2 separate regions of the Homo sapiens genome follow, and region 2 is linked to region 1. The links are chromatin loops, found by intact Hi-C in ENCODE. Cell type or tissue: heart left ventricle. All regions are shown on one strand.

What was found. Hi-C counts contacts between places; a loop is a spot of excess contacts. Peaks named below come from ENCODE experiments on the same cell type or tissue, not always from the same donor. Only the 100,000 strongest peaks of a DNase experiment are listed, where the experiment ranks them.
Region 2: it touches region 1 in a loop (3-fold over the local background); 5 of 110 quality-filtered maps call a loop at or near these places.

The regions. Positions count from the first base shown.
Region 1 is chr6:73,735,526-73,743,525 of GRCh38, forward strand. CD109 (CD109 molecule) reads left to right here. Exons shown (of 33, transcript NM_133493.5): 5 at 858-983. Among named protein-coding and RNA genes, the nearest start is that of CD109, 43 kb to the left of the region's middle. In heart left ventricle, a CTCF peak has its summit at 3,778 (motif pointing right); no DNase peak of the experiment used is centred here.
Region 2 is chr6:74,070,329-74,078,328 of GRCh38, forward strand. The region is part of intron 1 of LOC101928516 (a long non-coding RNA gene); the gene reads left to right. Among named protein-coding and RNA genes, the nearest start is that of CD109, 380 kb to the left of the region's middle. In heart left ventricle, no CTCF peak of the experiment used is centred here; no DNase peak of the experiment used is centred here; H3K27ac peaks cover 2,199 bases.

The DNA.
Region 1 (8,000 bases):
ATGTCAGGAAATGTGAGAGAGGAATCTAGGATGACTGCTGGAATGGCTTGGATAAATGTTGCATGAAGGGATTGTTGTTTGGGAGGTTATAGGAAGAATGAAGTGTTTTCCATGTATATCCGTGATTAAACATCTCTCTAATATGCTTTTGTTGAGTTAAAAGGCAGACATGAGTTTGGATTCTGAATTTCATCATGCACTGGTGCTGTAATATTGAGTCATGCCAGTCACTTGAATGCGTACCTCCCTCTCCAGGCATCAGTTTTCTCAACTATAAAGTGAGGATAACCATGTCCTAAAGGAGAATTGTAATGATTAGAGATAAGGCAGAGTGCCTGACACATATTGGGCCTTTAATAAATGGGGCCTGTTATCTCTACAGTTAAATTTTCTTTTAACACTACTACCACCACCGCCGCCACCAGGGGTTTGGTGACGTACATGTTGTAGTGTTTCATGTAGAAGGAAATAGGGTGCCAGGAATTAAAAGGTGGAGCAGAATCAAGATGAACTTGGGAGAAATATGAGAAAAGAATAAACTTTGATTTGTCTTCTTTAGAAATATAGAGCCTACGTTTTCCAAAATGTTCATGCAGCATTCATCCAAGCCATTCCAGCAGTCATCCTAGATTCCTCTCTCACATTTCCAGACCTTTTAACTTTGTTAGGTTAATATATCTCTAATGTGTCTCCTTCTTTCCATCCTCACATCCTGCCATCCAGCCATATTTGTGCCGTATTTTGGAGTAAAGTTCTGGACCTGGGTGGGAATGCTGCAAGGCATTATTCCTAACCTGATAGGATACACATGCACATGGGCAGCCTCTACATACTTACATGTCTGGTTTTCATTTTAGGACCCCAAATCAAATTTGATCCAACAGTGGTTGTCACAACAAAGTGATCTTGGAGTCATTTCCAAAACTTTTCAGCTATCTTCCCATCCAATACTTGGTGACTGGTCTATTCAAGTTCAAGTGAATGTGAGTATAAATATATTTTTTGGGGGGAATGTTAAAGTGATTTAATTAGGTCAGGTGGGGGAAAATCTCCAAAGTCATTTATACAATGAAGAGAAAAAAATTAATGTGAACATTTAGACAATTTAAACGGTTTATTTTTAATTTATGATGTTTATCAAGGGTTTATTTAGCTTTCATTCTAACATATTAGAATTTTCATAACTGTTGTCTTTTTCTATGATATGATGTTTAAAGGTTAAAACATTTTGACATTTTAGTACACAATGTTTACTTATTTGTTTCATGCATTATTTTAAAACTAAGTAATGAACACATAGCTATTATTTGGCAAATTTTATGCCTTAGAATAATGACTCCTAATGAGTGATTAGATTAACCTACTTTTATCTTTGTTTTAAGAAACAGTGACTTAAATAGCTACACCGACTGCTATTCCCCAATCCTTTTTCCCTAGCTTCTACACCTATTGCCTTTACTTGCTGCCAACTTGTATAGCTCTGAAATCTAAATGGAGGGCATTAAATGGCATATAAATCTAAATGGGGGGCATTCATTGGAATGAATGAGACATAAACACAATGGGATGGAAACAATTTTAAAAAGCAATGAGACTTAACTGTTTTATGTGATATAAATTGGTCATTTAGTATATAACATGTAAACCTTTATATTTTTCTATATTTATGTGACATATAAACATATAAGATATAATCAACTTTTTCTGTATCTAAAGGGGAAGATATGTAATATGAAATGCATGAAATTGTAGCTTATTCTAAGCATTGTTGCTGAGCCTTGAGTAGGTGGGACTCGTGTGTGAATTGACCTGTATGAATGAGAACAGTGCTGGAGGCACAATGGACTCTCAATATTTGCTTCATGGCCACCCTGCATCTTTATGGGTGTTTGTATGATGTGTTTACCAATATTATTCTTTTTAAGGTAGCAGAAGCTCTACCGAATGAATGTATGATGTGGTTTTAAAGAACATTTGAGGCAATATTATGAAAGGGGCTCATACTGTTAGAGAACAATGTAATGCATAACCATTAAAGTCATGGACAATTTTCAGTGAGGTCTTTGCTTATTTCCTTACTTATAACAGTGTAATAATAACCACTGTTATAAATGGCAGCCTAGAGCAGGATGTGATGAGTTCTAGGGGAAGTGGAATTCTTTATATCTGAGCTTGTAGAGAAAGTGGAAAGAGTAGGCATTTGTGAAACTTAGAAAATAGGGAAAAATTTGTGTGGGAGTAGGGAAAATGGAAGAGAACGTTATGTGTCTGGGGATTTGGGAGAAGTTGATGTTACTGGAGCATGTGGAGAATGATGGCGGTGTAGATTAGGAAGCACGTTGTGAGTTTAAAGTAGTTTGAATATTATTTTCAGTTCCCACTTAAATTCTTAAGAATCACTTTTTTTGGTCCATCCATCCATCGATCCTTCTATCCACCCACCCACCCACCAACCCAGTATGTGTTAAGGACTTTATGGCTGTGATGAATACAAAGAAGGTAAACATATGACCTCCATTTTCAAAGGTCATTGTCATGGTGACATGAACAATATGATAAAAATTAAATGACATAAGGGGGACAGACAAACACAGGGCAGTGCAATAGCAGAGGAATTGTAAGGTGTTCAGTCCAGCTTGGTGATAAAGAGGGTTTATTGTTAGCACAAGCACTGATGTTTTGGGGCCAGCTGCTCCTTCTGTCTCCCATGGTCTGCTCTGTTCTCCTTTCACTCTTCTGCCAACCTTTGAGGTGTTCTTCAGTTCTTCTGATTCCATTAGCTTAGCTAAATAACCATCATGCCCAGAATCTTTAAAGCAAGCCTCTGCACAGGTGGCTGGCAGCCTGTGGGTGGGCCGCCCTGGGTCAAGGTGTCCATTTTTGGTCCATTCAGATGCCACCTATGCACAATGACCAGCAAGAGCAGTTTTAGCTGGATAACAGGCGCTGAGGGATTAATTTGTTCATTGAATGGTGGACAGAATAAGTACCAGAAGAGAGGGGGATAGAATAGCAGAGGGAGACTTTGCAGAAGATGTGAGATTATACTTTGAAAGATTTATAGGATTTATCATGTTGTGGTTTGTGGACTTGGCTTGTCATATTGCTTTTATAGAAAACAAATGCTCTTAAGGAAATTTAGGTGCTTAAAAAATGAAAAGCATTTGCAGGATCTGGCCCTTGCCCAACTTTTCAGTCTTGTAAAGTGCCGCCCTTCCTCTTGAACTCTATGCTTTAGACATCTTATGTCCCTTAAGTTTCTTAAACTCACCGATCTGTCTCATTCTAGAGCCTTTCATCATGCTGTTCCCTCTGCTGAGAATGTTTTTTCTTCCTTATTCTCGCTACTTGCTTTTAACCTGCAGCCATTCTCTAAAGTGGCCTGGCTGTTCCAGACATTCCCATAGTACTGTGTGCTTCCCTTAATTCATTCATCTCACTTTTAATTAGTGGTCCATGATAGACAGTAGCCTTTGTAAAGCTGGTGACCTTCTGGTCTTGCTCACCTCTCTATTCCTGGGACCAAGTTCAGTGCTTTTGCATGTAAGTAGAAAGCAGTATTTTCTTAAAACGAATGTGTGAAAACTATATAGCAATAATTTGTCTTGAACCAAATGCAATTTTCCCTTTTGTATATTCTATAAAGCATCTTTATCTTTTTGAAGACAAGTATACTGATCAGGTACTTGTCATTTGAGGTATGTTAATTTGAGGCATTCAGCTAAGAAAAAATAAGCCCCTTAAAAAAAAGAGCCCTTTTAGAACCACCAGGGGTCAGTATAACCAAGGAAATGTTATGAGAAGCAACTGTGGCCTTGGTCTCTGGCTTTTGTTTTTCTTTGACTACTGCGCAGCATTAAAGGACTGTATATTTCTTGTTATTAAACCCCTTTTCTTTTAGTAGTGAATAATAACATAGAGGAAATGTATTTATTATTTAAATAGCCCACCATTAGAGACTATATTTTTACTTTTCGGTGGCAGTCACCATTCTCAATATAAAACTCAGGGAAGGAAAATATTTATTTTCAAGAAAGTATTGGCTGGGCGTGGTGGCTCACACCTGTAATCCCAGCACTTTGGGAAGCCGAGGCGGGCGGATCACGAGGTCAGGAGACCGAGACCATCTTGGCTAATACAGTGAAACCCCGTCTCTACTAAAAATACGAAAAATTAGCTGGGTGTGGTGGCGGGCGCCTGTAGTCCCAGCTACTCGGGAGGCTGAGGCAGGAGAATGGCGTGAACCTGGGAGGCGGAGCTTGCAGTGAGCCAAGATCATGCCACCGCTCTCCAGCCTGGGCGACAGAGTGATACTCTGGCTAAAAAAAAAGGAAGTATTTTTTAAATTTTTTAATTTGTAAGAGACAGGGTTGTCGTCTGTCACTCAGGCTAGAGTGAAGTGGCACAATCATAGTTCACTGCAGCCTCGAACTCCTGGGCTCAAGTGATCCTCCTGCCTCAGCCTCCTGAGTAGCAGGGACTACAGGTATGTGCCACTACGCCTGCCTAGTTAAAAAATTTTTTTTTCCTTTTCATAGAGACAGGGTCTTGTTATGTTGCCCAGGCTGATCTTGAGCTCCTGGACTCAAGCAATCCTTCTGCCTTGGCCTCACAAAGTGCTGGGATTACATGTGTGAGCCATCATACACAGCCTTTGGGAGAGTTTTGAAATTCCATTTTGTCTGTAGAAAAAATATGGAATGATATGAGTATTCCCACTGATGGACAATCTCTTTAAGAATTACCGGAGTTATCAGAGCTTTGATTTGTAATGACTATACAGGTAATCAGAAAGTGGTATTCTTCAGTTACCCTTTGTCCTAGGTCAGGAAAAGGATCCTTTAAGTAAAACATACTTGACGGCTCCTTGGCATTTCTCCACTTGTATTAATAACATGTTTGTTTGTAGAGTAAGAGTGAATAAGTCCTTTATGATACCGTGTTAACCTTTCTGGATTAATCTAAATTGTTTGCCCTTCAAGTATTGTATTGCTTTTCACCTTCAAGGTTTTTTATGATAGTAATGGTGAGTAATTATTTTGGTCTAGTATGATTTCTAGTTTTCTTTTCTTTCTTTCTTTTTTTTTTTTTTCGAGACAGAGTCTCGCTCTTTTGCCCAGGCCGTGGTGTGATCTCGGCTCACTGAAACCTCCACATCCCAGGTTCAAGCGATTCTCCTGCCTCAGCCTCCTGAGTAGCTGGGATTACAGGCATGCACCACCATGCCCAGCTAATTTTTGTATTTTTAGTAGAGACGGTTTCATCATGTTGGCCAGGGTGGTCTTGAACTCCAGACCTCAAGTGATGCACCCTACTCGGCCTCCCAAAGTGCTGGGATTACAGGCATGAGCCACTGTGCCTGGCCAAGAAAGGAAACAAATGTTTTGGGGGATTAGTTAAGTGATTTGCCCAATGTCCCACAACTTACCAAACTAGGATTAGAACTCAGGCCTTTTGACACCAAATCCAAGGTTCTCTCTACCCTGCCACCTTGGTTTTCCATCTTATGTTTTATCTCTGTCATTGTTCAGCATATGATGGTGGGACATCATAAGTTCTCAATATATACATAGACTTTTTTTTTTTTTACAATGCTAGTTTAATCAAATTGCAAAGAAACTCTTGATGATTATAATGTTTAAGACCTCTTAAAATCAGTAAAGTTTAGTAAGAGCCCTGGCTCTTTTTGTGCTACTTATACGTGTGCTTAATTGACACACATATTCTAGTGTGAATAGTTCTTTGCTACTTTGGGGATTGTACTTCTTCTCTTGAGAATGTGACCAAGTCTTCTACTTCTGCCATACTTTGATTGCCCTGCTCTTTTTCATCATTTCTTTGTCTAGAGCACCAAGCCCTCCTCTCAGAGGGCAGAGGTATATTTTAGCTGTAACATCTTTTCATAGAAGTGTGTTTTATAGGGCCGTTATACTTTAGGTACATTATAAGTTGAGTGTGGGAATATGTTCTGATTTAATAATTGACTTGAAAATACACCTTAGGAAGATAATGTGTTTTAAAAGTTAGACATTCCTTTATTTTCATTTCTTTGCAATATAGTTCTCTAGGTACCTTATCTCTAGGTATGTTATCTCTTGATTGGTGTTGACAGTTTTCTCAAATAATTGCACATGGTTTTTTTGTTTTGTTTTGTTTTGTTTTTTGAGAAAGAGTCTCACTCTGTTGACCAGTCTGGAGTGCAGTGTGCAATCTCAGCTCATTGCAACCTCCACCTCCCAGGTTGAAGTGATTTTCCTGCCTCAGCCTCCTGAGTAGCTGGGATTACAGGTGTGCACCATCATGTTCAGCTAATTTTTGTATTTTTAGTAGAGATGGGGTTTCACCATGTTGGTCAGGCTGGGCTCGAACTCCTGACCTCAGGTGATTCACTTGCCTTGGGTTTCCAAAGTGCTAGGATTACAGGCATGAGCCACTGTGCCTGGCCTGCAAATGGTTTTTCCCTCCATTTTTTATTTTCTGTAGTAAAATACACATAACGTAAAATTTGCCATTGTAACCATTTTTAAGTGTACAGTTCAGTGGTATTAAGTACATTAATATTGTTGTGCATTCATCACCACCATCCATCTCTGTAACTCTTTTCATCTTGCAAAACTGAAAATCTACACCTATTAAACAATAACTCTCCATTCCCTCCCACCCCCCAGCCCCTGGCAGCCACTGTACATTCTATCTCTGTGGTGTTGATTAGTCTTATATCAGCAGAATCATACAGGATCTCTTTTTGAGACTGGCTTTTTTCTCTTAGCATAATGTTATTATGGCTCACCCATGTTGTAGCATATATCAGAATTTTCTCTCTTTTAAAGGCTGAATAATATTCCATTGTGTGAATATACCACATTTGGTTGCGAATGTTTTTGCATCTATGATTTAAAAATTATATTCGAGGTTATTAGAAGGTGATTTTAGGGGTTCTTTAAAAGAAAGGCTAATGTTGGTGTCTGAGAACCAGGCTTCTGGGAGCCAGGAGGCATCTGGCCAGAGCAGTGCAGCCTGCAGCCCAGAGCTCCAGGTCTTTGCGTGACCCACGCACTGGTGCTCATGTTCCTCCAAGAGCCCGAAAGAAGAGCCTGAGTCACTGAGAGATTCCTGGTCATTTGATGACGGCAGCCCTGTGCTGTCTTTCCTCATTGTCAGATGGAAGTCTCTTCTTCTTTCTAGAGTGGCTTAGGCATTTGAGTTTACCATAATGGCCACCTGAGGCTGCAGCTGGTTCTGAAACATCAGTGTGCCACAGAATCAATGGACTGGGAGCTTGTTTAAAGATGCATAGTCCAGGTCCCACCCCCAGATCACAATTTACTAATTTTGGCATGGGAGCTAGGAGTTTGAATTTTAAATAAGCACTCAAGGAAATTCTACTAGTTTTTTGAACCACATTTTGAGAAGTGCTCATAAATGCCCGCAGCTAGGCATCTTTAGAATCCATCTTTTCCATTGAGAGGCAGTGTTGGGCAGTGTTGGGCAGTCAACAAGGTATGGAACTGGGGACAGGCCATCTGATTTATTCTTTGAATTCCTCAGCAGTGCTACTTTCTGCTATTTACTTTACCTTTTTAGGTAATCAGCTCAGTAGAGCTCCCCAGCACCTTAGACATACTAAGTCAGAATTTCTGGGACAATGTATATCCTTTACAACAGCTTCTCTGATGCTTCAGATGCACAGCCAGCTTGGGAACCACTGAACTTGATAATCATCTTTTCTATCTGTCACTAACTACAATTTCGTAACCGTTGTCTCAATCTTAAGCCATTGTTAGAGGTGGGGAACAAGAAATAGCAAGCAGAAAACTCAACAGGGTTAAGGCTTGAAGTCACTCTTCTGGAGCCCTGTATAATGAAACGGGTTATCAAATTATTATGTAACTCAGAAGCAATCTGCATTGAGTTATTTCTTTGCATCTAACAGTTATATCTAGTTTCTCTTGAGTTACTTGTTTTTTCTAGATTAGGTGAGGGTTGCCAACACCTTACTG
Region 2 (8,000 bases), 330 kb after region 1:
TTTCCAAACATCCTCCATGGGATATTTATCATCCTGTCTGAAGAACCACTGGGCTAGATAATGAGAGCTTCTGAATGCCAGGATGAAATGCCAGGATGCTGTCAGGTTTTTTGTGTGAAATAGTTCTGTTTTTATTTTCCTATTTCATTTATGTAAGTGTACGTAAAACTTTACTTTTCTTAATGGTATTTACAACCCATCCACATCTGTATTATCTGTGGCTAAATTCAATTCAGAGTTAATTCAAATTAATTATGATTCCTATGGCATCCGTTACATACTGCCTTAACCTTAGTTTATTGCTGTTTATAATTATCTTTATTTATAGCAGGTTTGGGTGAAACTTAGGGGAACCAAGGGGTTCATCAACATCTGGAACAATTTTTCAAAAATTTCGGATTTTCTAAAACCCAAACATGCTGCCAAGCACCTCTTCCCACCCTCTTTCTCTAAACTTTGAAAACACATATATTTTAGAGAACAGTGATTCCATGTGTTTTTAATTCATTTTAGTTTGTATCATCAAAATGTTTTTAAAAAGTGATTTGGCATCCAGGAAGCCCATTGAGCCTTTAAAATAAATAAACTTTTAACAACTTAAAAATACCATACAAATATATTGAAACAGCAAAAGGATAAAGTTTTCATGGAGACTGATTGAGATTGAAATTTGGCAAAATTATTTTTCCACATTGATTTATAGTGTTTCATCCAACTTCCAATCCAATCTGGAGAGAATGAATTGAGTTAGTTAATCTTAGAAAAAAAAAACTACCATATCAAATTCTCTTCACCAAGACATACATCATTAGGGAGAAAATATTTAAAAATCAACTTGAATCATGGTTTGTTAATTTTTAATATTGGGGATTTTTACTATATATCTGGTGATAATGATGTAAGAAACTTTTAGGATAAAATGGAAAATGTGAGAAGTAACAAGGATAATGTAATTTGAGAAGGAAAATAAATTTAGTTATGAGTTACTTATGATTGTGACAGAAGTCAGTGATTCCTATGATTTGAGAGAAGACTAAAGTTTAGCCTCTCTCTGTCTCTTTCTCACACACACACATGCACATACACACACACACACACATGCACAGAAAGAGAGAGAGAGAACTATGTAAATATCCTGGTCCATTTATTAAAGTAAATTCCACTACAGCAACTAGACTGAGGCAAAAGAGTTAAGTGATATAGAATAGATAACAGTCCTATTTAAGCCTGTCTATTTGAAGTAACTGATGAAAATTTTCAAGAGGATTACAGAGATGACTTTTGAGCATTTGAAAGTAAGAACTCTGGAGTTACTCTAAAGAATAGAGATAAACATTATTTAACAAAGTTGTGAAAAATGTCAAATATTATTGGTATGGTAATGGAAATTTAAATGAAATACCATTTTTTACTTCACATTAGAAAAGATGTTTATCTGAAGAATATCTTATGATCTCCCACATTATTCAAGGTCTCCAACAGGAACATTCATATGCTGCTGATAAAAATGTAAAATAAATTTGAAGATGCATATTGAGTCTAAAAATGTTAATGCAGTAGTCCTTCCTTATCCAAGGTTTTAATTTCTGTGGTTTCAGTTACCCTTGGTCAACCACAATCTGAAAATATTAAATGGAAAATTCCAGAAATAAACAATTCATAAGTTTTAAATTGTAAGCCATTCTGAGGAACATGATCAAATTTCTGCCATCCCATTCTGTCCTACCTGGGATGTGAATAATCCCTTTGTCTAGTGTATCCACCCTGTAGACACTACTTGTTAGTTACCTAGTAGCCGTTTTGGTGTCAGATTGACTGTTGTGATATCTCAGTGCTTGTGTTCAAATAACCTTTATTTTACTTAATAATTGCTTCAAAGTGCAAAAGTAGTGATGCTGGCATATTGTTATAATTTTTCTTTTTTTTAATAGTTGTTAATCTTTTACTGTTCCTAATTTTTATATGAAACTTTATCATATGTATGTTCGTATAGGAAAAAACAGTATATATGGGGTTCTGTACTATATCTGGTTTCAACCATCCACTTATCTCCAGTGGATAAGAGGGGGACTACTGTAATCTTTAACCCAGTAATTCTACTCTTGAGAATGATTATATGTTGAGCTGAGGCAAAAAAAATGTGAAACAATCTGAGTGTCTAAACATAAGGAAGGGTTAAACATAATGTCCACACAATGGAAAAATAATGTTTATGAAAGGCTTATGATAAATTAGAGATGTTTATGTAAAGTGCAATACAAAATATGATGGCAGTGTTTCAAGTTGCATAGAAGAAATATACAATATGCATAGAAGAAACATATGAAGTATAAAAGGAATAGTGATTTTATTCTATTCATTTCATAGCACTGAGTCAGAACTACTGGCAGAACTCTAGTATTCAATAGTTCCTAGCTTTATTTTAGCAGATAGTAAGTGCTCAGTAAATGAAGGCTATTTTTTATATTAAAGCTCTCAAATTAATTGCATGTAAAGTTATTTTTCTTCTTTAATAAAAAGGAAATTATTGGGGAAAAAGCAAGACTTTTCTCATAGCATTTGAGAATAAAAGTTACGTGGTTACCTAATTTTACAAGCTAAAGTTTCAGAAACATAAAGATATTTGAATAGAAAAATCTTCATACTTTAAATTACAATTTGAATTAGTTTTAATAATTGTGAAAATTAATTTCTTCACTGAAAGGTAAATTCTTACTATTAACATTTTTACTATGTGTAGTTGGCGTATTGAATTTGAGGGGCAAGTTGCGTGCCCTAGTCAAGCCAGACTGGACTACCATGGCCAATAGGAGCAAGAAGTCCAGTATATTCCCCTCCAAGGTCCAATTATTTTTCTTTTATACTCTTATGAGTCCCTATTTTCAGTGGTCTGGAAAGTGGAAGAGAATTCTCTGATTTATTCCTGGTTCAGTATGCCAGCTGTGGCAGAGGGTTCCTGTCTCCAGAGTAGAAGCTGCCTTCCTGGGCTGTGTTGGAAACAAGAAAGGTGGTGCAGAGTCCACTGTGCAGCAGTCATTCTGAGTTCTGAATCAATCCTGCTTGCTTCTGGAAAGGTGGACTCCCCCAGTTTCTAGGCTGCCTCTGATTTTAAAAAGAATTCCCCACAAACTTATCAGTGCCTTCAAGGTCAAAGTTCTATCAATTCCTGAGCCAAAGCATTTCCATGGGGGCAAAGGCTGCCTACAGGAGAGAATCAGGACAAGTTTTGATGTCCATCATCTTTCAGGTGAGTCATGACGATGAGCTGGGCTCCAGTGGAAATAAGCCAGTGAGTAAGGCTGATTAAGCAGCCAAGCTGTATCCTGAGGGAAACATGGGCAATGGAAAGCATCAGATTTCCTGGGTCAAAGCTATCCTGAGCTCAGGCACTGGGCTAACTGTCCCAGATTCAGCCCTTTCAGGGGAAGGAATGTAGATTCTTATTTCAGTCTCAAAGAAACTCTGTGCTTTAGAGAACTGAGTCTCCAGTGTTTCAACCCTGTCAGCATTCTGCACTACTATTAGGTTGAACTATATGAAATTGTTATTTTTGTAAGTCACCAATGGTTGGATGTTGGCAGTTTCATAAGGTTCATTCTAATAGTTCCTGGGACACAAATGACTCGAAGTAGGTCAAGACAGGTTCAGCACTTGTACTGTGCATGTTAATCTGAGTCCTCCAAGAAGCAGATGCTAAGATGGAACAAAACAGGCAAGGATTTTATTAGGAGGAAATGCCTGCATGTAAAAGAAGTAGGAAGAGAGTTGAGCCAGTCATCAGAATGTGATGCTAGTCTGACCTCAAGTGAAGGAGAGAGGGAGAGAAGGTTGGCTGCAAGCCGCCTAGATTTCTATATCGTCTCAGGAAACTTTAGGGGAGTTCTCTAGCCAAGTCAGCCAAAAAGAAGTCTCACGTCCCCTGGAGACAGGTCATTGGCAGGAAGCAGCCTATGAGAGATGTGGCCATGGCACAAATGCAGGGATAGGTTTCAGGGAGTGGTGGCTGGGGCCTCAGTCAAACACACTTTTTGTGGTTGGAAGCCCACCAGGTGTATTCTCATGCCTACCACACCCTGAGACTCAGAAGCACAGATGATGCCCTGATTCAGTCCAGGACTTGCTCTCTCCCTTCACTCTCTACCCTTGTTTTACCTGTATTTTAGGAGTCTTGTTGTTCATCGTTGCCTCATGAGGCCATCTAAATCTACCCTGACTTTTATGGAGAGGAAGTTGGTGACAGGTAATAGGACTGTGGTCCTTTCTATTATAGAAAATCATTGGCTCCTCACGCAAATCGACCCACCCCTTATTGGTGCTGTCTGTATCAGAGGAGTGAATGCTTTGACCAGTAAAACAAAAATCTCTAATTTTTTTATCTCCAAGCACAAGGTTCAGCATGACAAAAACCTGCAAAACTAATAGAGGCTCTTAAAATATGCTTTGGATGACCTTTCCAATGCCTGTGTAGAGCATCTAGCTGCTTTTTGTCCCTGTTGAAGGAGAAATTGCATCTGCTAGGGCTCCCAGCTGCATAGCTAACAGCTTATTAAAAGAAAACTCAAACAATAACAAAGTTAACACTTACCAAATGTGCAAGTAAAACCTTATATTATCAAATACCCTCTCTAAATATCATTTAGTTTTTATATAGTCAAAATGTGATATTTGAAAGTGAAATCTACATAGATCTATATCTTATAGATGTGCTAATGTGTTAGAAATACAACAGAATACACATTATGATGAAGTTTTTACTAGGAAAATTAAAATGGAAATTGAATAATTAGGTAAACCAAATTGAACACTATTTTCAGTCTAGCTTAGTTTCTTTGCTAATAGAAAGTGTGTATATTGGGAAAAAGAAGTTAACCAAGCTTTTTGGATAATTTTTCATTATGTGTCTACTTCCCTAGTATGAACCTAGTATTCTTTCGGGAGAATATTTTAACCAAGATCTTAAAAGGTACACATAAATTAAGCTTATGTGCAAAACAAAGACAGAAAAACTGTGGAAATAAATATTTAAAGGAAGAACTTGACTTCTTCTGTTTGAAAAGGAGATTAAAACTATCCACACAAAGCATCCGGGAGATCTGGCAAACATGCCCTGGCACTTTCCCTACACAAAAGACAGAGTCTTACACAATTCTTCCATTCACTCATGGGCTCATTTCTGTTGGCCACCCATGCTCCCCGAAGACAGCTTATGGAACTGGATTGCATCAGCAAGGCGTGATGGATGAGCAGGGACATCACCAGGGAGGGAGTACTCTGCCTTTGGCTTGGTTTAGTGTCAGATGTGAAGGAAAGAGGAGCAGTAAATTTGGAAACTATGTTGGAAGAAACTAAAATTTATTTTTAATCTCTGTAAGTTCCAAAGAAGGAATAAAACCTGCAAATTTGATAGTGAGATGATTGGGCTAATTTGTAATGTAATTCATCAAAACACAGGAACTGGAGTTCAGCCCTTCAGGCACGGGGAGATGCTTAGGAAAAATTGCATGTTAATTTCCCCATTTGGGATTTCTTATATAGACTTCAAATTCTAATTCTACAAGTGCAACTAGAAAGTCAGAAAAACTACAGTCTTCTGTAAACTTTGCTTTTTGATTCAGCTAGGTTTTCATATGATATTGGAAGAAAACCTCCGTGAATAGGGGGTTAAACAGAAATGAAAAGGATTTAACATATCAGCACATAAATTTAATTAAGGGCTAAAACCCAACAGTATCACAGAAAGCTTAAATGAACAAGCTTCAGAGGGATTTGCCAAATTAATTTTGTCAATGCTACCAATTAATGCTGCATTTAGAGCTGAGAGCTGTGAGGAGAGATTTTTGCAAGGATAATTGTGGGATTTCCTTGACTCTTGTGTCATCTTGCCACCAAGATTGTGCTTGTGTCGATTGGTTTTGTTGAATGCATTTTTGTGGCAATGTCTCCCTGCTTATTTTACAGTAATTCTCAGTAGGCTGTGCAAGGACCATACAATACTTCAGTGATGCTGTACTCTCATTTAGGAAAATAGGATCCTGAACTGCCAATTAAATTTATGCTAACTGAATCAAAGAAGGGCTTTTCATAACTATTTTGGCAATCAACATAAATTGTTGATGAGGTAGTATGTGGAAAGCCCTGTGCTGGTGATAATGGTGGATACAAAATTGCATCATTTATAGATCCTGTCCTTATTGACTTACAGTTCGTATGTAGGATAAGACATACCCAAATGACTAGAATAGAAAGTATAAAATGAAAAGTATTGCAAAAGAATTGTGGATGGTTTGAGAAAGTCAGAGGGGATGAGAGGTTACTTGCACATGTGATGGAAATAAAGCTCTCTTCAGAGATGAGGAAAGAAATTCAAGAGAGCAGAAGGTGTGAACAAATTGTGATGTTAAAAATGTCAGAGTATAGATTGCAATGAGCAAGTCATTCAATTGGGCTGGAGTAGAGGAGTCATTAAGAAGAGTAGGCAGAAAAAAAGTTGGAAAAATAGGATATTGGCCATGTCATAGGAGCTTGAGAACGGTAGAGAAAAGGGGGTTGGCTCTATAATAGATAGTGAAGAGCTAATGAATGTTTTTGAGCAGGCAAGTAGTTTATTCAGAATTGTGAGCAGGAAGAATATACTGTAAAGTGGTTTAGGACTGGAGGATATTCTGAGGGAGAGAGACTTATAGGAGGCCTTTCTAATATCATAGTTGAAGGGTGATAAGGACTAAACGACAGAGGAAGGGTTAACAGAGATAAGAATTATTTAGAAATATATTGCAGAATTGAAATGTATAGAATTTAGCTAAAACTTGGGGATGGAGGATAAGAGAAAAAAGTGAGAGGCTTGATGTAGTTTGGATATGTGTCCCTACTCAAATCTCATGTTGAATTGTAATCCCCAGTAATGGAGGCAGGGCCTGGTGGGAGGTGATCAGATTACGGAGATGGATTTCTCATGAATGGTTTAGCTCCCATCCTCTTGGTGCTGCCCTCTTGATAGGGACTTCTTGGGAGATCTGGCTGTTTAAAACTACATGGCACATTGCTGTCTCTCTCTTGCGCCTGCTTTCACAATGTGAAGCACCTGCTGCCACTTTGCCTCCTGACATGAGTAAAAGCTCCCTGAGGCCTCCCCAGAAGCAGCTGCCACCATGCTTTCTGTACAGCCTGCAGAATCATGAGCCAATTAAATTTCTTTTCTTATAAATTACTCAGTCTCAGGCATTTCTTTATAGCAATGTGAGAATGGATTAATACAGAGGTGATACCAGAATTTTAAATCTTGATGCCCTGGAAGATGGCCACACTATTAGTAAAACTGGAGAAGTCAAGAGGAGGAGCTGGATGAAGGGAGAAGGGGGAAAATATACTGAGTGTGAAGGGCAGATGGGATATGTGGACAGCTTCAGGAAGCAACTGGAAATACACAGCTGAAATATAAAAGAGAGAACTTGGCCTGGATTTCAGGTTTGGAGGCCATGTCTCTAGAAGTGTCAACTGAAGACAGGGGATTGAATAGATTGTTCAAAGGAATAAGGTAGTTGAGAAAGAGAAGTGAAAATGTTAAGGGCAAAAACTTGGATCATATACATTTCAGGAGTGAAAGAAAGGAAAAAGAGAAATCATCAGAGTTCTGGGAGGAGACCCAGAGAACAATGTCTCATTGGAAGCCAAGGGAAAAGAAGACAAAGAGAAGGTAATCAACAGGAGAGAAAGAATGAGAGAATGAGGGAAAAGACTATTGAATCTTGGTGTTCATTCATTTAGGCTTCAAGTCCTCTGGATTTTTCATTCGAAAGATTTCCTTTTTGGTCTGAATTATTCTTTTTGCAAATTAGCTTTGCCCTAACCTAGACAGCTTGCTCTCAAATTTGTTCTAAGAGACACAGTTGTGTTAATACTGTATAAAGCCTCATTTTCAACTTCCTCAGTAATAAATAATAACTATATGTTAATGTTTCTTATGGGCAAGCAATGCACTAAGTTCTTTATATGCATTTTCT